Regions from separate parts of the Homo sapiens genome. Here all the other regions are linked to region 4. Evidence: chromatin contacts called from ENCODE Hi-C or POLR2A ChIA-PET data. All regions are on one chromosome and are shown on one strand. Each heading gives the region's core, a stretch centred on a gene start or an enhancer-like site at or near the end of the contact. The rest is flanking DNA. Distances are from core to core; before and after follow the strand shown.

The links. Hi-C counts contacts between places; a loop is a spot of excess contacts on that map. ChIA-PET counts read pairs that join two places held with the same protein, here RNA polymerase II (POLR2A). Pooled maps may share reads with other maps.
Region 1: a map of chondrocyte shows a loop between it and region 4 (4-fold over the local background). The contact joins the promoter of STH here to the enhancer-like site in region 4. A Hi-C loop is called at or near these places in 2 of 168 maps with a recorded cell type or tissue (chondrocyte and naive thymus-derived CD4-positive, alpha-beta T cell), 1 of 37 single-sample maps with no recorded cell type and 13 of 50 pooled maps.
Region 2: a loop to region 4 is called in a pooled map, with 7 times the contacts of the local background. The contact joins the promoter of ACBD4 here to the enhancer-like site in region 4. A Hi-C loop is called at or near these places in 1 of 168 maps with a recorded cell type or tissue (naive thymus-derived CD4-positive, alpha-beta T cell), 4 of 37 single-sample maps with no recorded cell type and 7 of 50 pooled maps. POLR2A ChIA-PET finds 5 or more read pairs at or near these places in 4 of 52 experiments (CD4-positive, alpha-beta T cell, MCF 10A and WTC11).
Region 3: a loop to region 4 is called in a map with no recorded cell type, with 11 times the contacts of the local background. The contact joins the promoter of MAP3K14-AS1 here to the enhancer-like site in region 4. A Hi-C loop is called at or near these places in 1 of 37 single-sample maps with no recorded cell type and 8 of 50 pooled maps. POLR2A ChIA-PET finds 5 or more read pairs at or near these places in 2 of 52 experiments (CD4-positive, alpha-beta T cell and GM12878).

Annotation. Positions count from the first base shown.
Region 1 is chr17:45,994,406-46,000,499 of GRCh38, reverse strand. STH (saitohin) reads right to left here and starts at 1,250. Exons shown (of 1, transcript NM_001007532.3): 1 at 806-1,250. The coding sequence starts at 1,220. The coding sequence ends at 834. It overlaps MAPT (microtubule associated protein tau), which reads right to left. Exons shown (of 13, transcript NM_001377265.1): 9 at 3,836-4,101.
Region 2 is chr17:45,134,237-45,136,936 of GRCh38, reverse strand. ACBD4 (acyl-CoA binding domain containing 4) reads right to left here and starts at 1,250. Exons shown (of 10, transcript NM_001135705.3): 1 at 984-1,250; 2 at 705-829; 3 at 317-437; 4 at 161-245. The coding sequence starts at 792.
Region 3 is chr17:45,246,232-45,251,737 of GRCh38, reverse strand. MAP3K14-AS1 (MAP3K14 antisense RNA 1) reads right to left here and starts at 3,813. Exons shown (of 4, transcript NR_110326.1): 1 at 3,735-3,813. FMNL1 (formin like 1) reads right to left here. Exons shown (of 27, transcript NM_005892.4): 25 at 5,408-5,506; 26 at 5,134-5,233; 27 at 4,420-4,871. The coding sequence ends at 5,142. It also overlaps the pseudogene EFCAB15P. RefSeq lists enhancers at 2,966-3,015, 4,266-4,335 and a silencer at 3,426-4,155.
Region 4 is chr17:45,583,814-45,589,184 of GRCh38, reverse strand. It overlaps the pseudogene DND1P1. Among named protein-coding and RNA genes, the nearest start is that of LINC02210, 34 kb to the left of the region's middle. RefSeq lists an enhancer at 3,890-4,834. Within about 2 kb of position 4,009, at least 39 of the 41 ENCODE cell types and tissues checked have a DNase peak (open chromatin) inside an H3K27ac peak, as active enhancers do; they include CD4-positive, alpha-beta T cell and GM12878, where a contact is called at or near this core.

The sequences.
Region 1 (6,094 bases), core at 1-2,500, 410 kb before region 4:
GATCGGCGGGGCCTACGGGCTCTTCCTGCCTGGCACCCCACCCAGCTCCTCCTCCTTGCCTGCAATCTCTACCCCTACCCAGCTGGTGCTCCAGTGCGGCCACCTGATTATCTGCATTTTCCTTTCAAAATAATTCCATTTGGGGCCCCAAAGCAATCTATGTTCACTGTAGCAAATCCTGAAAACAGAGAAAAGCACAAAGAAGAAAACAGAGAAAAGCACAAAGGGGAAAACAGACGTTTTCCGTTTTTCCCCCAATGATTTGCAGCAATCTGCGGCAGTTTTCAGCCTCTGCAGGTTCCCAAACGTGACTTGGCTCCTGCTCTTTTCCCTTTGGTGTTAGCATCTGTTCCGGCACGGTTGAGGGATTCTTCAGACTCCGCCAGCTTTGCCTCTTTTGTAGCCAAACATTTATTGAGCACTTACTGCATACTGGGTACTACATGAGGCCACAGGGACCCAAAGGTCTCAGCAAAAGCTCGTGGAGCCTTCAGGCCAGTCCAGGAGGAGGAGGCCTGACACCCTTCAGCGGGTCATTTTAAAGGCTCTTGTGCATGGACCCTGTATGACATTTTTCTTTTTCTTTTTTCCTGGAGATTCATGTGTTGGTCTTTGTTATGGCTGAGGTTTAGTTTCAGACAATTTTTCTAGGCTTTCCTGGCATTTAAGGGAGGCTGTGACTGTGTCCTCTGCCACTTTTCCACACTTCGTCCCCCAAAATATCTCAAGAAAAGTCAAGTCACCCTTTCTCCTTTAACCCTTTAGTAGATTTGGACGTGCTGCCTCCACCCAGCATGGTGACGTCATAACCTGGGGCTCCCATCTGCCCCTTTCTACACTTGGCATGAGGTCGCCTGACTCTCACCCCTCATGGGCAGAGGCAGGGCAGCTGCAGGGTGGGAGGGACAGTTCTGGCCCTGAAAGGGGCCTTCAATGGAAAGTTGTCTTCCCTGCTCAGCCCCATTCCTGCTGCTCTCTTCAGAGCTGTAAGAACTGGGCCAAATGGTGCCCACACCTTCCAAGCCAACCTCAGATGAACTCAGGGTCAACAGGGAAGCTACTTCCCATGCTAAGCTGAGGGTTCTGTCTCTGGCAACCTGAATCATCCACTCACACAGAGGCTGAGTTAAATTAACCCCGCATTCAATGAGGGCCGGCCACCTGCACAGTCTTGTGGGGGCTGCAAAAATGCATGAGACTTGGCCTCCACCCTCACTCATGGCCCAGACTAGGGAGCAGCAGACACATGCTCAGTGTGGTCAGAGTTTACAGGGGCTTTAAGAAGAGAGAGGGGAATCCAGGAAGACTTCCTGGAGGAGATGGCAACTGAACTTGGATTTAAGGGAAGGGAAGAGATAAGGAGAGAAGGACATTCCCCACCATGGGACACAGGGCAGGGTATGGCAGAACCCAGGGGCCCCCAGAGGTGCATGGGCGGGGAACCCCAGACGGGGAGCAGCAGATTCAGGCTAGGGGGAAGGGAGCACCTTGTGGGTGCTGCTTGTTATGTGACTTGAGGAGATCCTGGATGGCAGTCTGGGTGCTGGAGCAGGATGGGGGTGCATGGGTGGGCAATGGGAGAAAAGGCAGGAAAGGCCAGTGAGGGCCCCTCTGGGGTCTTGGGCAGCACCAAGGCCAGGCACCCTGGAGAATGAAAGTCACGGTGGTCCCAAGATGGGGCTTCTGGAGGCGACTTTCGAGAACCGAATGAGGACTGGAAAGTCTGGAGACGAGGGAGCGCATTGTCCCCAGTGGAAGCGCAGGACAGTTTCCCTCAGCTGCGGTACAGGACAGAGGCCCTGGGTCACCTGTGAGTTATTTCCCCAAGGTCTCTAACCAGGCCACTGTGGTGGATGAGGGTCCAGAGAGCCTCTTCCACTACAAGCTCCACATGCCTGAGCAGGAAAAGGCCGGACCTTAATTTAACCCGGATCGTTTGCCATCAGGAGGGAGATTCTGAGATGTTCTCTTCCTTCCCTCCCTCCTGTGTTCCAGGGAGCTCTGCCCTTGTCCCCACAGCCACAGGGGAGCCACTGTCTGTCCTTTCCTCGATGAGAGGAGGTGCTCTGGGGCACAGCCGAGTCTTCTCCACCTCTGTGCACCGCCTGGCACGCAGGGACTCTCAAAAGAGGCCTGATGCACAGAGGCAGGGTCTACACATGCGTCCCTTTTAACCCGACCGTCCATTTCCATCCCGATGGGATGTGACACTGCACTCACAAGCTTGTTCGGGGGCAGGGGGGATCCTGGGTGGGGGGAGGTGGCAGGGTTTGAGGCAAGGTGCCCATGTGCACTGGTGGCCACCCTCCGTCCAAATGCCCCAGGCTCAGACCCAAGTGATAAGAACTTCAATGGTGTGGAGAGCGCCTGCGTGGGGGAGGCAAGCTGACACGCAGGCCCAGGGTTCCAGAAAGCCCCCTAGCTCCCCGAGGCCCAGTGCCCAGAAGGCCCAGCACATCTGCAGCCTCAGAGTGAGCTGTGGTCCTTCTCACCCCCAGCCTCCTCTTCACCCTTCCCCAGCTCCCCAGTGCTGGGTGGCGGGAGCGGGGTCCTGGGCTGAATTGTGGTCCCCGCAAATTCACATGTTGAAGCCCTAACCCCCCTCCCCAACACCCCCGTACCTTAGAATGTGACTCTATTTGGAGACAGGGCCTTTAGAGAGGTGACTAAGTGAAAAATGAGGTCATCAGGCTGGGCCCTAAGCCATGGTGGGTTTTTTTGGTTTGTTTTATTTTGTTTTGAGACAGAGTCTCGCTCTGTTGCTCAAACTGGAGTGCAGTGGCACTATCTCGGCTCACTGCAACCTCTGCCTCCTGGGTTCAAGCGATTCTCCTGCCTCAGCCTCCTGAGTAGCTGGGATTATAGGCGCGCACCACCACCACGCCCAGGTATTTTTGTATTTTTAGTAGAGACGAGGTTTCACCCTGTTGGTCAGGTTGGTCTCGAACTCCTGACCTCGTGATCTGCCTGCCTCAGCCTCCCAAAGTGCTGGGATTATAGGCGTGAGCCACTACGCCCAGCTGCCATGGTGTTCTTATAAGAAGATGAGCATGCGCAGAGCTACCAGGAGCACACACAGAGGGAAGACTGCAGCGGTGCAGGACAGAGGTGGCTACCCACGGCCACAGAGAGGCCTTGGAAGAAACCCACCCGCCCACACCTGGCTAGTGAGGAGGCATACTGCTGTTCTTTCACTGTGGTGCTTTGTATGTCAGCCCTAACGCACCCAGACGAGGGGCACAGGGACAGGAATGGGGAAAGGGATCCAGGCCAGGCCCCCGAAGTCTGTGCTTCTCCACCTTTAGGAAGCTGGAGAGCTCGCGAGCACCCACTTGCTCCCAGAAGAATCAGCTGATCAAAACAGAACCCCCAATCTCCCCAGAATCCAGAGGAACCCAACCTAAGCAGATGGCCCACGAGTGGAGATGCTGACCTATGGGTGGCAGTGTATTCTGCCCAGAAGGCAGGTGGGGAACCGCTGTGGGTGCCCTGACTATGAGAGCCTCCGGCCGTGGAGACACAGCCCTGCCATCTCTGTCCGATTAACAGGGGCTGAAGGGGCAAGAGAAGAGCCAGAACGTTCTCTCGCCTGAGGAGGGCACTCACAGTGTAGTGGAGAGCCCAATAAAGAACTGAACTTCCTTGAAGAGGGTCCAGAGGGGACTGGGGTGTTATGCGGGGGTGCTCAGGTGCGGGGAGCCCCACACCTCCATGCACAGTCCCACGACTCCACGCTCAACCGCGCACCTCCAGGCGCAGCCCTACCCTTCCAGGCACAGCCCTACCCCTCCAGGCGCAGCCCCCCACACCTCCACGCGCAGCCAGCCACTCTCACCTTCCCGCCTCCCGGCTGGTGCTTCAGGTTCTCAGTGGAGCCGATCTTGGACTTGACATTCTTCAGGTCTGGCATGGGCACGGGGGCTGTCTGCAGGCGGCTCTTGGCGGAAGACGGCGACTTGGGTGGAGTACGGACCACTGCCACCTTCTTGGGCTCCCGGGTGGGTGGGGTTGGAAGGGACGGGGTGCGGGAGCGGCTGCCGGGAGTGCCTGGGGAGCCGGGGCTGCTGTAGCCGCTGCGATCCCCTGATTTTGGAGGTTCACCTGGGAAGGAAGGAAGGGAGTGAAGCCAGGACTCGAGTGGGTGGGGTCAGAAAAGGCCCTGGGGGCTGCCTGTCCCGTGGGTCCATTCCCAGGCTCACCACTGGGTTAGGCAGGTGGAAGCCAGGTTGGAAGCGCAGCTACAGCAGACGGCTGCCCTGGGGAAGCATCTCTTCCTCCCTGCCTTTTTGCTTAGGGACAGAGACACCCCTTTCCCAGGAAAGCAATGGAAAACCATCAACCACCATCCAATACCCGCTCCCAGAGAGGTGGCCAACTCGGCTCCACAGTCTTTGGGTCAAGAGATGGGCTCCAACAAGCTGTGTGGCCTCAGACAAGTAACTTCCCCTCTCTGAGCTCAGAGGCCTTAATTTGAAAATGGAAATAATTATAATCCCTGCGGCCAGCGTGGCTCCAGGAGGTGGTAGATATGCTTTGCCAACCTCTAATACAATTCTTCAGGGCCTTTATCCTAAATAAGGGTGATGCAGTGACGAGACCCAGCTGTGCCCTCAAGCCTGGACGCTTCTGACCCTTTCCCCACAGGGTGAATGTTCAGCTGTTCAGCTGTTCGGCTAGTTCAGGGCTCCTGCCAGCACCCTGGCTCCTCTGTGGGATTTGGCCTTCAGAACAGGATGCCTGCTCCACGCCTGCCTGTCCCTAGCTGTCCACACGAGCCATACCGCTTCATGCTGCTGTGCCCTGACGTACAGTTCCCCACCTGCCATGCATAGCAGTTACTAGCGCACCCTTCCAACACCCTGGAAGCTGCTGGGGGGTCTCTTCTCCTCTCCATGCAGATGCTGTCCCTCCCTCCTCTGGGTGTCCTTTACCCTCAAACTTGCTTCTGTTACTGCACTTCCCAGGCCCCCGTTACACTTCAACAGTCTGGTATTCTATCTCATGGGTCTGTATTTTCCAAAGTGTGGCCCACGGAACCCTGCGTCAGAATCTCCGGAGCTTTCAAGGAGGAAAGTGGGAGTTGCAAAATGCAAATTTCTCGATCCCCTTCAAGAGTGGATAGAGCAGAATCTCTAGGGGTGGGACCTGCAAAGCCTCATTTTTCTCAAGCTCCACAAAGACTGAAGTCTGAGAACCGCAGGCCTCACCCTGTGCCGAGGTGTGCTTAGCTCCCCTGCAGTCTGAGAACTTAGCTTTCCTGCAAGTCCAGAAGCTTCCCGCAGCAATGCCCCTGCCGCTGCCCCAGGCATTTGCTGTAACACATACCTGCTGGCCAGACCTGGAGAAGGGCAGCTCTTTGAAGCACCCATGTAGCCAATGGGCAGCTTGGCCAGTGACGAATAAGCACTAGTTTTCTTTTGTTGTTGTTTTGTTTTTTTGTGGTTTTTTTTTTGAGACGGAGTCTTATTCTGATGCCCAGGCTGGAGTGCAATGGCGTGATCTCGGCTCACTGCAACCTCCGCTGCATGGGATCAAGCGAGTCTCCTGCCTCAGCCTCCCGAGTAGCTGATATTACAGGTGTGCAGCACCACGCCTGGCTAATTTTTGTATTTTTAGTAGAGACTTATTTTAGTAGAGACTGGATTTTTGTATTTTCAGTAAAGATTTCTTTAGTAGAGGTTTTACCATGTTGGCCAGGCTGGTCTTGAACTCCTGACCTCAGGTGATCCACCCGCCTCGGCCTCCCAAAGTGCTGGGATTATAGGCATGAGCCACCGCACCCAGCCAGCACCAGTTTTTAGAATTTGACTTCCATGTCTTTTTTAAAAATAATGTTTTTTATAGAGACGGGGTCTGACTATGTTGCTCAGGCTGGTCTTGAACTTCTGGCCTCAAGCGATTCTCCCACCTCAACCTCCCAAAGTGCCGGGATTATAGACGTGAGCCACCGTGCCCTGCGGATTTCCATGTCTTGGATGTTCCTGAAGTAGTACGCTCTGTGGCAATAGGACAAACGAAGCCTCTTATTTTCCACATAAGGAAACAACAGATGGGGCCTCGGCCTCCAGGGCCTCCAGGCTCAGCCTCTCTGCCT
Region 2 (2,700 bases), core at 1-2,500, 450 kb after region 4:
TGTGCCCAGTCAGGGGCCAAAGATAGGCAGGGTTGGGGGTAACATGAAGGTGGTGATTCCCATGAGGGGGTCCATGTGTAGGAAACGTAGTGGGGGTCAGAACTGGAAGGGTGAGGCCACCTGGCCAGGAGCCTGGGGACAGAGAACCTGCAGCCCTTACCTTCTGTGCCACCAGTTTCATTTCAGTGATGTAGGCAGACATGGCCTCCTCCCTGCTCATCTTGCCCAGACTGTTCCAGGCGTCCCTGGGGGCAGAGGGCTGTGAGAGGGCTGCTTGACAGCTGAGGCTTGTCTGCCCAGCCAGCAGGGAGCTCACCACTTATATCGTCCAATGGGGTCCCAGAACCCGGGCCGGGGGACCAGGCAGGGCCCCATGGTGGCCTGCTTGTAGTAACTGTAGAATCGCAGCATCTCTTCATAGGAGGGGCGGTAAGAACCTGGGCAGAGAGTTGGGAAGCCAGGGCAAAGCATCACTCCCAGCTCCAAGGGGCGGAGGGGCGGGAGAACCCTGCTTGGAAAGGGCAGAGGTGGTGATGGGTCCCACCCAGGGCATCTGGACTAGGATAGGAAGCGGAGGGAACCCCCAGGACAGCCCAGGCAGGGGCTTGTCTGCAAAAACTGCAGTGATCAGGACCATTCTTTCTTCAGAGTCAGACCCCAGGCGTCCTGAATGCGAGTCCAAATGCGAGTCCCCGCAGCCTCACCGTTCTTGGGCAGGTTCTGGATGACGCTCACTGCAGCCTGGAACTGTTTCTGGCAGTCGGGCTCTGGGCTTTCTTTCTCGGTGCCCATGCTGCTGCGAGCCCTGGGGCCCTACTTTTGAGCGACTCTGCAAGAAGCAGCCTTCGTGTGAGGGGGCCTCCAGGGTCCCCCCGGCACCATAAGCCAAGGATTCACTTCCCAGAGGGGCAAACTAAGCTCTTTAGAGGCCTCAGACACCCTGGGAGGTCAGAAGTTGTGGTTGAGGAGCCTCCTTTTCCTACCTCAAGGCAGTGTGGTGGGGTCAGGGTCGCCAGGTGGCGAGGCAGGTGGCGAGGGCCTCAGTGCCAGATGTGTCCGTCCCCAGATGCGCCTCCTTTAGGTGCACATCTCCAACTCCCGAACAGGTGGAGAAACAAGATAGGAGTACTCAGGGCGGGGCGAACAGTCTCCCACCCTGGCCGCCTGCACCTTGGCCCAGCGTGTGCCCCGCGGCGCCCACTGCCAGGACACCTGGGTCCTCTCTCGCCACCACCCCGCGGCTTCCTACTGACCCCGGGGTCCAGCAGGGCCGGGATGGCGACGCAGATCGAGGGGGGGAATTTAGGCCAATGAGAGAGCCTGTTTCACATTCGGCTTACCTACCTCAACCATTCAGCACAGCTCTTTCAAGATCATGCAAATAGTTTCTCAGAGCCTTTCCCAATCAGGCGGGGCTTAATCGAAGGGTCGGACTTCCCAGCCCGGGATGGCCAAGGCGGGCGGCAGCGCCCCCTGGTGCACATAGTGAAAGGTCGTGGCGTCCTAGCGCCCCCTGGTGGAAATCCGCATCTGTTCGCTGATATCCAGGCCTGGCCGATCCGAGGCAACCCACTCAGCTCTCTAGACACTTAGGCACTGGGGATTAAAAAAAGTCATGTCCTGTGGTCAGGTGTTCTAGAGGAAGGACATCACAGCTCAGTTTTGGAAGATGGTCGGGCACGGTGGCTCATGCCTGTAATCCCAGAACTTTGGGAGGCCAAGGCGGGCGGATCACCTGAGGTCAGGAGTTCGAGACCAGCCGGGCCAACATAGTGAAACCCCATCTCTACTAAAAATACACAAATTAGCCGGGCGTGGTGGCGCGCGCCTGTAATCCCAGCTACACGGGAGGCTGAGGCAGGAGAATCGCTTGAACCCGGGAGGTGGAGATTGCAGTGAGCCAAGATTGCCCCACTGCACTCCAGCCTGGGCGAGAGTGAGACTCCATCTCAAAAAAAAAAAAAGAGTAAGCAAAATGGACATCGCAGAATGATGGTTACCAGAGGCTGGGAAGGGTACTGGGGAGGGGGGGAAATGGGTACAAAAATACAGTTAGAATGAATGAGATCCAGTGTTCGGTAGCACAATACAACGATTATAGTTACCAATAATTTATTGTATCTTTTTATTTTGTTTATTTTATTTTATTTATTTATTTTTTTGAGACGGAGTCTCACTCTCTCCCGGGCTGGAGTGCAGTGGCGTGATCTCGGCTCACTGCAATCTCCGCCTCCCGGGTTCACGCCATTCTCCTGCCTCAGCCTCCCGAGCAACTGGGATTACAGGCGCTCGCCACCACGCCCAGCTAATTTTTTGTATTTTTTAGTAGAGACGGGGTTTCACCATATTAGCCAGGATGGTCTCGATCTCCTGACCTCGTGATCCGCCGACCTCGGCCTCCCAAAGTGTTGGGATTACAGGCGTGAGCCACCGCGCCCGGCCTATTGTATCTTTTTAAATTAATTATTTTAAAAACAATTTTTGTAGAGGCAGAAGTCTCATTATGTTGCCCAGGCTGGTCTTCATTCAATACCTGGCCTCAAGTGATCATCCCACCTCTGCCTCCCAAAGTGCTGGGATTACAGGCGTGAGCCACCGCATCCGGCCAATTTATTGTATATTTCAAAATAACTGGGCGGGAAGTGGTGGCTCAGGCCTGTAGTCCCAACACTTTGGGAGGCCAAGGCAAGAGAATTGCTT
Region 3 (5,506 bases), core at 2,564-5,063, 340 kb after region 4:
TTTTCATATGCTTACTTTCATTTGTATATATTCTTTGGTGAGGTGCTTGTTTAGATTAGATTTTTTTTTTTTTTTTTTTTTTTTAGACAAGGCTTCATTCTATCACCCAGGCAGAGTGCAGTGGCTCGATCATGGCTAATTGCAGCCTTGAACTCCTGGGCTCAAGTGATCCTCCTGTCTCAGCTTCCCAAAAAGCTGGGACTAAAGGTGTGCACCACCATGCCTGGCTAAGCTTTTTATTTTTTGTAGAGATGGGATCTTTCTATGTTGCCCAGGCTGATCTCAAACTCCTGGCCTCAAGTGATCCTCCCACCTCAGCTTCCCAAAGTGCTGGGATTAAAGATGTAAGCCACCACACTTGGCTTTGCCCATTTTTTTTTAAATCGGGCTGTTCATTTTCTTACTGTTGAGGGGTTTTATTTTTTTGTTTTTTTGAGACAAGTTCTTTCTCCATCACCCAGGCTGGAGTACAATGGTGCCATCATGGCTCACTGCAGCCTTGAACTTCTAGGCTCAAGCAATCCTCCCTCCTCGGCCATCCAAAGTGCCGGGATTACAGTCCTGAGCACCATGCCTGGCCTTACTGTTGAGTTTTAGGAGTAATTTGCAGAGGGCAGAAGACCAAGAGATCCGAGTCATCACAGAAAACAAACAGGTGACCAGGGCTGGAGGAGGGTCCTTTTCCCTCACCCAGGGTGGGGGGAATCACTGCCCTACCCCTTTCCCCAGAATCCCCTGCATAGAGGGCTGTGGTACAGCTTCCTATGGAGGATCCTGGGAGGAGGTGGAACTGTATACCCACAGGCCTGGTCCCAGGTCCCCTGGAGTCTGAGTACCTGAGTGGGCTGGGTCCCTCTGCCCTCTCTCCTTCCTGCCTCTGAGGCCTCCACAGCACCCTCAAAGGCTGCTCACATGAGATCCAGCAAAGGAGCAGGCTGGCAGGATGCAGAAAGGGAGGCTGCAGCTGCATACTGCCTGGCTGACCCAGATGGAGCCAGCAGCAGCCATGGCCACAAAGGCTGCACACACCATGAGGAGGGCAAGAGAAACCCAGGGCCTTGTGAAGCTGCCCATCCAGCCGAGTCAGGTCCAGATGCTGGGTCTCAGAGGTGAAGGCAGGGACCGGAGGCCAGGCCTCGGGTGCTGGGTTTGGGGTAAAGCCTGGCTAGCCCTGGCATTTCTATGCAACAGATGCAAAGACCTTTCCAACCTCTTTCTTTCTCCTGGGGCAGCTTGACAGGCAAGACACCCCAGCAGCTGGCAGGTGAGGGCCCCAGGACTGGGAGTAGAGAAGAAAATTAGGGGGTGCTCAGGGAAAAACTACAAAGGATTGCCTGCCCTGAAGCTGGGGTCACTGCAAGAAGCCAGTGTTTGCAACCATCCCTCCATGCTTGTCTGATTTGCTCATCTCTACAACCCTAGGGCTCACAGTCTTGTGTGTGTGTGTGTGTGTGTGTGTGTGTGTGTGTGTGTGTGTGTAGGAAAGGAAAAGAAAACTCAGTGGATTGGTAGATAGGTGAATGCAGGTATTTAGATGGATGGATAGATGGATGATGAACAGGATGGAAAAGAAGGGAGAAGGTAAAGAAGGAGAAAAAATGGGGGGAAAAATCTGAGTTCCCCTGCCTCATGGGGTCTAGGACCATAGGGGTAAAGGCAAAAGAAACTACAGCCCCAGTGCTCCCCCAAACAACATGTCCTGATATTGGCAAGGGCCCCTCAAAGCAGAATCACTTTATTCATCATCAACAATGGTCAGTGCCTACTACATGCCAGGCACCAGCAGGGCTCCAAGACACTGTAGCTTCAGAGCCAGACTGCCAGATGTGACCTTGGACATGAGTTTTGAATGTTTTTCAAACATGAGTTTTGGACATGAGGACTGGATGGGCACATAACATGTACCAACACACAACAGCCACTGCTACTCTTTATATTAAAAGTTATAGGCCAGGTGTGGAGGTTGATGTCTGTAATCCCAACAGTTTGGGAGGCCAAGGCGGGAGGATTACTTGAGCCCAGGACTTTGAGACCAGCCTGAGTAACATGGCGAAACCCCATCTCTACAACAAATTAAACAATAAGCCAGGCGTGGTGGCACGTACCTGTGATCCCAGCTACTCAGAAGGCTGAGGCGAGAGGATCGTTTGAGCCTTGGGAGGTTGAGGCTGCAGTGAGCCGAGATCTCGCCACTGCACTCCAGCCTGGGCAAAGAGTGAGACTCTGTCTCAAAAATAAATAAATAAATAAATAAAAATTTAAAACACCCAGGAGGGAGTTGGAATGAGCCAAGTCGTCAGTTCCACCTGAGTTAGAGTGGGCAGCTCTCAGGGTTCTTGTGTGGGTGGTTCGTCTTGCCACCTGTCCCCTCTACCCTCAGCCTTCCAGGATATCTTCAAACTCTTCAGCTCCAGCCCAACAGGCACCGTGGACATGCACAGCATGAAAGTTGCCCTGGGCAATGTGGGTATCCAGCTGAGTCCACAGGAGACGTTCGAGGCTCTGCGGCAGGCAGACTTGGATGGTGGGTGCCCCAACCCTGTCTTCTTGTCCCCTCCCACCTCCAGGCATTCTTTTAAAGAATGCCTCCCCTTCCCACAAAATCCTGGCCTGGTCCTATTTTAAAGTTCCCTCTTCCAGGAAGCCTGCCCTGACCAACACACCTATCTCATGGCCTGTAAACGTTGCTGCTGTGTTCATCCTAATCCTGATTTGGGAACCCCCAAGGCATGGGCCGTTTCTCCCCCATTGAAACTGGGGTCTGCCCTTGGCTAGAGGCAGGACTAGATTCTCTAACACCTGGAACTGCCAGCAGGCATGTGCAAGGCAGGCCTTCTGCAGGGGGCAGGCACCCACAGCACCCCCTCTCCTCTCTCCCCAGGTGATGGAATCGTAAGCTTCATTGACTTCCTGGGTGTCTTCGATGACAACCACCGCTTGGCTCAGTGCATGGGTGAGGGGCAAGGCTGGTGGAGGAGGGGTGGGCCTGGCTTAGGGGGTGCCCCCTCCTCACCCTCCTTCACCTTTTTTGCCCCCAAGCCGGGTGAGGAACAGCCAGCTCTGTACCCCCAGGGACTGCAGACCCTGTTCTTGGAAATGCTGTTCAAGCTGCTGGGCCGGGGCTTTGTGCCCTCCAAGTTGGCACGGGGGGTGATGAGGTGGGCACAACCATACCAGCTCCTGGGCCCACAATGGGAGGAGCAAACCCTGCCCCCCGCAGGGACCCCTGATATTCCTGCCCTAGAGACGGGAGCCCTGAATTCTGAGTCTGTTTCCTGGGCCCCAAGTCGCCCCAGGACAAAGACAAAGCAGCGGCTTCCGGCCCTGCTTTGGCTTCCGCACCTGTGAGACAGAGAGGGCTGGGAGTGTCTGAGGCGGCCGCCCCGCCTCTCTTCTCCAAGCTACTACTTCAAGAAGCAGCGGGCTCTGCGGCTCAGCCCAGGCTGCGGGGGTTGGGGGGCGCTCCCACGCGGGGCTCGCCTTCTGCCACGCGGCGCGCATCAGCGACCTCTCCAACTAGGAGCTGGCGCGCTCGCTGCACAAACTGCACGAAGTAGGTGCGTCCCCGACGGGGCGGGGGGCGCCGGGACCCGCGGGAGGGACCTCTCCCGGCCACTTACAACCCCCGCCCTCGCCTCCGACCCCCAGGACCCGTTCTGAGGACCGTCTCCTCCTCCACCTCCTCCCAGGCACCCGCCCCAGGTGCGCGCAGCCCGTACTCTCAGATTCCTAACCTGGAGGGGTTGGCGCTCCCGGAACGCAGGACACGAAGCCCAGCCCCGGGCCCCGGCTTCCGCCTGATCCAGCCCTACTAGCCCGGCCGCCCCAAGATCCCGCCCAGCCCGGGGCGTGTCTCGGCCTAGGTGAGAGCCGGCGGGCGGGGGAGGGACACGCAGTGAGGGGCGGGACAAGTGCCCGGAGGACAGACAGATGGGGCGACACTGGCTGGTGGAGGGGAGGGGCAGGCGAGGAGCGGGGGCAGGCCCGGAAGAAATGGGGACCCGGCAGGCGGTGACGGAGGCGGCACGCGCGGAGATGTAAGGCGAGGTCACTTATGGCGTCACTAAGTACTGGGTAGGGCGAAAGGAAAAGGGGCCAGATGCCCGGGTGGGAGGCAGGACTGGCGCAAATGGGGCGGGGCAGCCGGAAGGAGAACTGCTGCGGGGCTGGCCCGGCGTGTCTAACCCCAGCTGCCCGCTCGCCCCCTCCGGCCTCCCGCAGGGATACTGGGCCAGCCACGAAAGCCTCCGCCCCCTCGAAGCGGGCTCCCTCGCCGCCAACTCTAGTGAAGAAGCAGCCCTTCTCCCCGGCGCCCGCTGGTTTGCAGAGGCCTGCTATGAAGAGCTTGTGCAAGTAAAGCGTTTGCTGAGCGGAAACAGGCTGCGGGTGGCTGCGGCAGGCATGGAGCCGACGCGGATCTTTTGCAAACATCTTTATTAATCTCATATAAAAATAAGGTCCATGGACGGTCCTCGGGGCTGGGGCTTGCGGGGGCGAGGTGCACTTTATAAGTTACAGGCCAGGCTCCTGCTGAGGCTAAGTATGGCTATTTGGAGGGGGCTTTAGGGTGGGTGCTGCAAGCAGCATTTGGGGGAAGGGGCGGGCGATGCTGCCCTCTGTGGCCAAGAGGAGGATGCACCAGCCCGTTTGAGGCGGGCCACAGCGGAGGAGGGGCTGCCCGGCCAGCCGAGCTGAGGACCACCTTCCTTGAGCCTCAGCCTGTCCACGGCCCCACACCCCTGCAGAATCCACCTGCAGAAATAGCGGCTACAGCGAGAGGTCGGAGGTGACCTGCAGTGGGGGGCCCGGGGGACGCCGACGGGCACTGCGGCGGCCTGTGTCTGCGCGGATGTAGGGCTGGTTCCGCAGATCTGGCAGCCGAAGGAGACACATTTACCATTCAGGAGTCCGCCCAGAGCTGGGAGCATGGCTCCAGGGCACAAAGCTTAGCCTCCTAAGGACTCAGATTGTGTGCACATGGCAGGGGTACCGTTTATGTTTGCCAGACCCCTCCACCCCACAAATCACATCCCAGCCATCCACTGGCCCAGGAGAAGGCAGCATGCCTCAGTTCTCCCAAGGGTCCCAGGGGCTGTGGGCAGCGTGGTATCAGAGGCCAGGTCATCTGGGTACCTGAGGGGCTAGAGGGGCATCTCTTCTCCCAGGCTGGCCTCACAGAGGAGCCGGGATGTCCGCTTGCCGGTGCGGGCCGTGAAGGGCACCGTCTTGATCACTGAGTGGGGGTGGGGCAGGTGAAGGGGAGTAGAGAAAGGAAAAAGGAAAGAAAAACAGAAAAGGTAGCAAGAAGCAGTGTGGCAGCCAGTCCCCCAGAGGATAGCGCATTGGGTCAGAAGAAAGCATAGAAGGACAGACTGAGGATAAGACCAAGGCCTGGCCAAGCCCTTACCTGTGATGATGTCTTCAATGGCCCCATCACGGTCGCTCTCATAAATGAGTGGCTCCTTCTGCTGCCTCCGTTTCAGCTCAGAGATGAGGTCCATCTGTG
Region 4 (5,371 bases), core at 2,760-5,259:
CTAAAAATACAAAAAATTAGCTGGGTGTGGTGGCACGTGTTTGTAATCCCAGTTACTCGGGAGGCTGAGGCAGGAGAATTGCTTGAACTAAACCTGGGAGGCGGAGGTTGCAGTGAGCCAAGATCGTGCCACTGCACTCTAGCCCAGGCAACAGAGTTAGACTCTGTCTCAAAAAAAAAAAAAAAAAAAAAAAAATTAACACTTTGAACAAAAAAGAAAAAAATAATAAAATTTAAAAAAGATTTAACAATTGGGCCAGGCATGGTGGCTCATGCCTGTAATACCAGCACTTTGGGAGCGTGAAGATGGAGGATTACTTGAACCCAGGAGTTCCAGACCAGCCTGGACAACAAAGCAAGACTTTGTTTCTACTTTAAAAAAAAAAACCAAAGTCAGGTGTGGTGGTACACACCTGTGATCCCAGCTACTTGGGAGGCTGAGATGGGAGGATCCCTTGAGCCTTGGAGGTTGAGGCTGCAATGAGCCATGATCATACCACTGCACTCCAGCCTAGGCGACAGAGTGAGGCCCATGTCAAAAAAAAAAAATTATCCCCAACATTTAGCAGCTTAAAACAAAAAACATTTATTATATCACACTTTCTGTGGGTCAGGAATCTGGGAGGGACTTAGCTGGGTGGTTCTGCTCAGTTCTCTTGGGATGTTTCAGTCAAGCAGTGGCCTGGGGCTGCACTCTTATCTGAAGACTCAATTGGGAGAAAATATGCATTCAAGGTCACTCGTTGGTTGTTGGCAGGCTGTAGTTCCTCACTGAATATTGGTTGAAGACTTCATTGGCTTACTACCTGGACTTCTCCACACACTGCCTGAATGTCCTCCCCACATAGCTAGAGTGAATGAACTAAAAAAGAGAGAGAACACACACAGCCCAGGTAAGAGTTCAGTCTTTCTAAGTCATTATATGAAAAAGATTCTTTTTTTTTTTTTTTGAGATGGAGTCTCGCTCTGTCGCCAGGCTGGAGTGCAGCAGCACGATCCCAGCTCACTGCAACCTCTGCCTCCCGGGTTCAAGTGATTCTCCTGCCTCAGCCTCCCAAGTAGCTGGGATTACAGGCGTGTGCCACTATGCCCAGCTAATTTCTGTACTTTTAATAGAGACGGGGTTTCACCATGTTGGCCAGGATGGTCTTGATCTCTTGACCTTGTGATCCACCCACCTTGGCCTCCCAAAGTGCTGGGATTACAGGAGTGAGCCACCGCTCCTGGCCGAAAAAGATTCTTGCACACACATGTTTATAGTAGCACTATTCACAATTGTAAAAATGTGGAACCAACCCAAATGCCCATCAATGAGTGGCTAAAGAAACTGTGGTATAGATATACAGTGGAATACTACTCAGTCATAAAAAGGAATGAATTAATGGCATTTGCAGCAACCTGGACGGGATTGGAGACTATTATTCTTGTTTTTTTTTTTTTTTTTGAGATAGAGTCTCACTCGGTCACCCAGGCTGGAGTGCAGTTGCGCAATCTTGGCTCACTGCAAGCTCTGCCTCCTGGGTTCACACCATTCTCCTGCCTCAGCCTCCCAAGTAGCTGAGACTACAGGCGCTTGCCACCATGCCTGGCTAATTTTTTTTTTTTTTTTTGTATTTTTAGTAGAGACCGGGTTTCACCATGTTAGCCAGGATGGTCTCGATCTCCTGACCTCGTGATCCACCCGCCTCAGCCTCCCAAAGTGCTGGGATTACAGGCGTGAGCCACCGCACCCGGCCTTTTTTTTTTTTTTTTTTTTTTTTTTACTAACCAGGGGTTTAATATAAATACAACCAGCATAGAAAGACCCAAAACTATACAGAAACCAAAACCAGAATGCCATGTGGTGGAGGCAAAGGGCATAATTCCTGACCCCTTTGGCTCAGCTGCCCTTCCCCACAAATAAAAACCAACAAACAGGACAAATCAGGACAATAAAGAAGATTCATGCTAAGCTGTGGCAGAGGGGGGAAGGTATGATCGGGTGGGGGTGGGACAAGGAATGGCCAGGGAAGATAACTGGGTCAGGTTGGACCCTGGGCTGGGAGGGGGAGGGCAAGGCCCATCACCACAACTTAAGCAAAACCTAAGCTGCCCCCAGGTGCCATAGGTCCCTGTCCCAGCAGGGAGGCTGATGGGCCTGGGCCCATGCCCCTCCCCACCTTTGGGGGTCAGATAGTGGCCACCCAGGTCTGCTGGGTTGGGGCCTGACACAGGCTGTGCATGCCCATTCGGGCTGCCTGTGGAGAGAGAATGGAGTCACTGTTTAACCATGCTACCTGCCTCAGCCCCAGCAGACCACAGGAGGTTGGCCCCAGACTCAATGAGTGCCTGCAGCAGCCGTACAGACACAGCATCCTTGGCCACCTCATGCCCATCCCGGCCATCTAGGATCAGCACAACCCAGATGAGGCCGCTGAAGGGCACCGGATGCCCAGGAATCACCACCTGGTACCAGAAGCGGTGCCAGCCAGCAGGTCCTATGCCCAAACACTTGGTGAGGAACACAGAGCTGCCCAGCTTCATTCGTTGGCACAGCAACTGCAGGGTAGCCCGAGCCCCTTGGGACCCTAACTTGTCCCTTGCCAAGGCCAACTGGCTGCCGTCTGGCTGTGGGGACCACAAGGAGGGACCCACAAGCTGCTGGCGAAGTCGCTGCTTCAGTTCTGGCTTGAGCCACTCCACAGCCACCTGCTCTCCACAGAGGTGTGGCTGCCCTTCCTCCAGGGCCTTTTTGGCCATGGCAGCGGTCCAGTGCGAGCTGAATTTGAGCAGAGCGATCTGCCCGGGCGCCGGTCCGGGGCTGGGCAGCAGCCGCGCCTCCTGCAGGCCGGGACCCAGCGGCTGCAGCGCGGGCTGCAGCGCGGTGCGGGTCAGATTCGGCGGCAGGCAGTCAACGCTCAGCTCACACTTCCCGGTGCTGCGGCACAGAAGCAGCGGGCAGGACGGCCGCAGCGGGTGGTTGTGCAGCGGGCGATGGCGGCCTGCGCGCCGCGCCGCGAGCTGCAGCGGGCATATGCGAAGCCGCGGTTCAGGCCGCTGAAGGTCATCATCAGGCGGAACTCGTAGAGGCGGCCCACGCGCTGGAACAGCAGGATAGCTGGTGCTCATACACTTCCTGAGGCAGCCGCCCGATGAACACCTCTGACCCAGCCGGCGGCGGGCTGCCCACCCAGCCTGGGGGTGGCCCGCCATACTTCCTCTGCCCGTTCACCTGCACCAGGCGATGCCTGTCTGCCTGACCCACGCCTCCAGCGCCGCCTTGTTCTCTGGCTTCACCCTCTCACACCACAGCTCACAATCCCGCGTGGACTGCATGGCTCTCTATTCTCTTTTTTTTTGAGACGTAGTTTCACTCTTGTTCTCCAGGCTGGAGTGCAATGGCAGGATCTTGGCTCACCGCAACCTCCGCCTCCCGGGTTCAAGCGATTCTCCTGCCTCAGCCTCCCAAGTAGCTGGGATTACAGGCACCCGCCACCATGCCCAGGTAATTTTTGTATTTTTAGTAGAATTTAGGAGTTTCCTAAATTCTGGGGGCTTGTCTCCCTGTTCCCCCACCCCGACTAATTTCCCTCGGTCGCTGCCACTGCCCCGTCCCTTAGGTCGCTCGGGCCGCCCCACTCCGAGACTTTTTTTTCTTTCGCTGGTTCTTTCAGCTTCAGTTTCCCTAGAGGGCGGGAGGGGAATATTTGGGGGCTCTCCTGCCTTCCTCTCCGAGCCGCGGAAGGGGAGACGCAGGGAGGAGGTCCGACCGGCTTTGGGCTCCAGCCAGGGGTCCGCGGAGACTATGGTCTCCGAAGGCCTTAGACGCGGGGCATTTCGCCAGCTGCGCGTCTCTCTCAACCGCGCCACCAAGCCCGGAGTCCAGCCGCGCCTCGCTGCGCCCAGCCCCGGCGCCCCAGGCTCTCTGCCCCCGACTCAATGCTCCCGCGCTCCCCCAAGCAGCCGCTGCGCCACCTCGCCCCGTCCCAGGCTCGTAGGCTGCTCAGCTCACGTGACCGCGCTCCGTTAACGGAAGAAACGAGATGGAGGCTGAAGGCGATCCGCAGTGGGGCCCCAGCCATTCGGATTGAGCCTTCTCCCTCCAACCGCTTCCGCAGGCCGGGCCCCTCCTGCCCTGCCCCTCTGGCCTCCCCACCCGGCCCCAGCCGCCCCCACTGCGCCCATTGCGCCCGCCCCTTCCCGGCCGCTTTCCCTTCTCCCTCCGCCTCGGCTCCAACATGAGGGGCCGGCGGGGCAGGCCGACCAAGCAGCCCGCGGCTCCCTCTGCGGAGCGCTGCGCCCCGGCCCCGCCGCCGCTGCCGCTGCCCACGTCCGGACCCATCCGGGGTTCCGCTCGCGGCAACGCGGTAGCAGCCCGGGCAGGTGGGTCGCCGCCAGGCTGAGGTGGCGCCCAAGACGCGCCTGAGCTCGCCCAGGATGGGCAGCAGTAGCCGGAGAAAGCCGCCGCCGCCGGCCCCACCCCAGCACCAGCGCCCCGGCCGGGGGGAGGCGGGGGCAGCCACCTGGCCCGGACGGCTGCGGTCTGGAGGGCTGTCAACAAAGTGGTGTAGGAGGACGCCAGTTACTGCACGGAAAGCAGCGTCAGGAGCCATAGTACCTACAGCAGCACTCCAGGTACCCACTCAGCCCAGTTGCTGCAGACTCCTTCCCCACCTTCTCTGCCCTCCCCCTTTGCTCACTCGTGTGCTGTGCATCCTGCTCCGATCTCCCCCCAACCCCGCCGACCCCCAGAGGGGAAATGCGAGGGCACATCAAGTGGCAAAAAACCAGATTTATAGGAGGAAAGAGGCGCATTGTTCAAAATGGAGATTGCATTGTTGCAGTTGGCGGGCCACACTCGCTCTCTCTTCCCGCCTCCCGCCAACCTCCTCTTTTTCCTCCTCAGAATTTGTACCAGTGTAGTGTCTCCACCGGGCAAGATTGAAACTTGGGCAAACACATATCCATTGCTTTCATTTTTTCCCCTTGTTTTGGTAGTTTTCTGGAATGAAAGAAGCCTCTTGTTTTGCAAACCTCTTTTCATTTCTAATGTGGTTCCTTTCGGATTTTTATTATATATCTGTTCCTTAAAAGGGAATTAAGGATTTGGACAGATTGTGTGCCACAATCTGTTTTCACACCCCTAGCTGTGGTTTTAAAATTATGTTAAGGAAACGGATCATTTGGGTTAGTAGGGGAACCTTATCTGGTCTTGTGTGTTTGTTTTTATTCTTCGAGTGCTAACGGGCCCGTGCAACAGTTTCTGGTAAATGGCTGATTAAAAAGCAAAGCAGAAAGCCAAACAAGACCCAACGAAATTTGGTAATTCATCTGATTCAAAATTGTTTTGGTTAAATCAAAAATTTACAAGACCGCAGGAACACGCGTCTTAA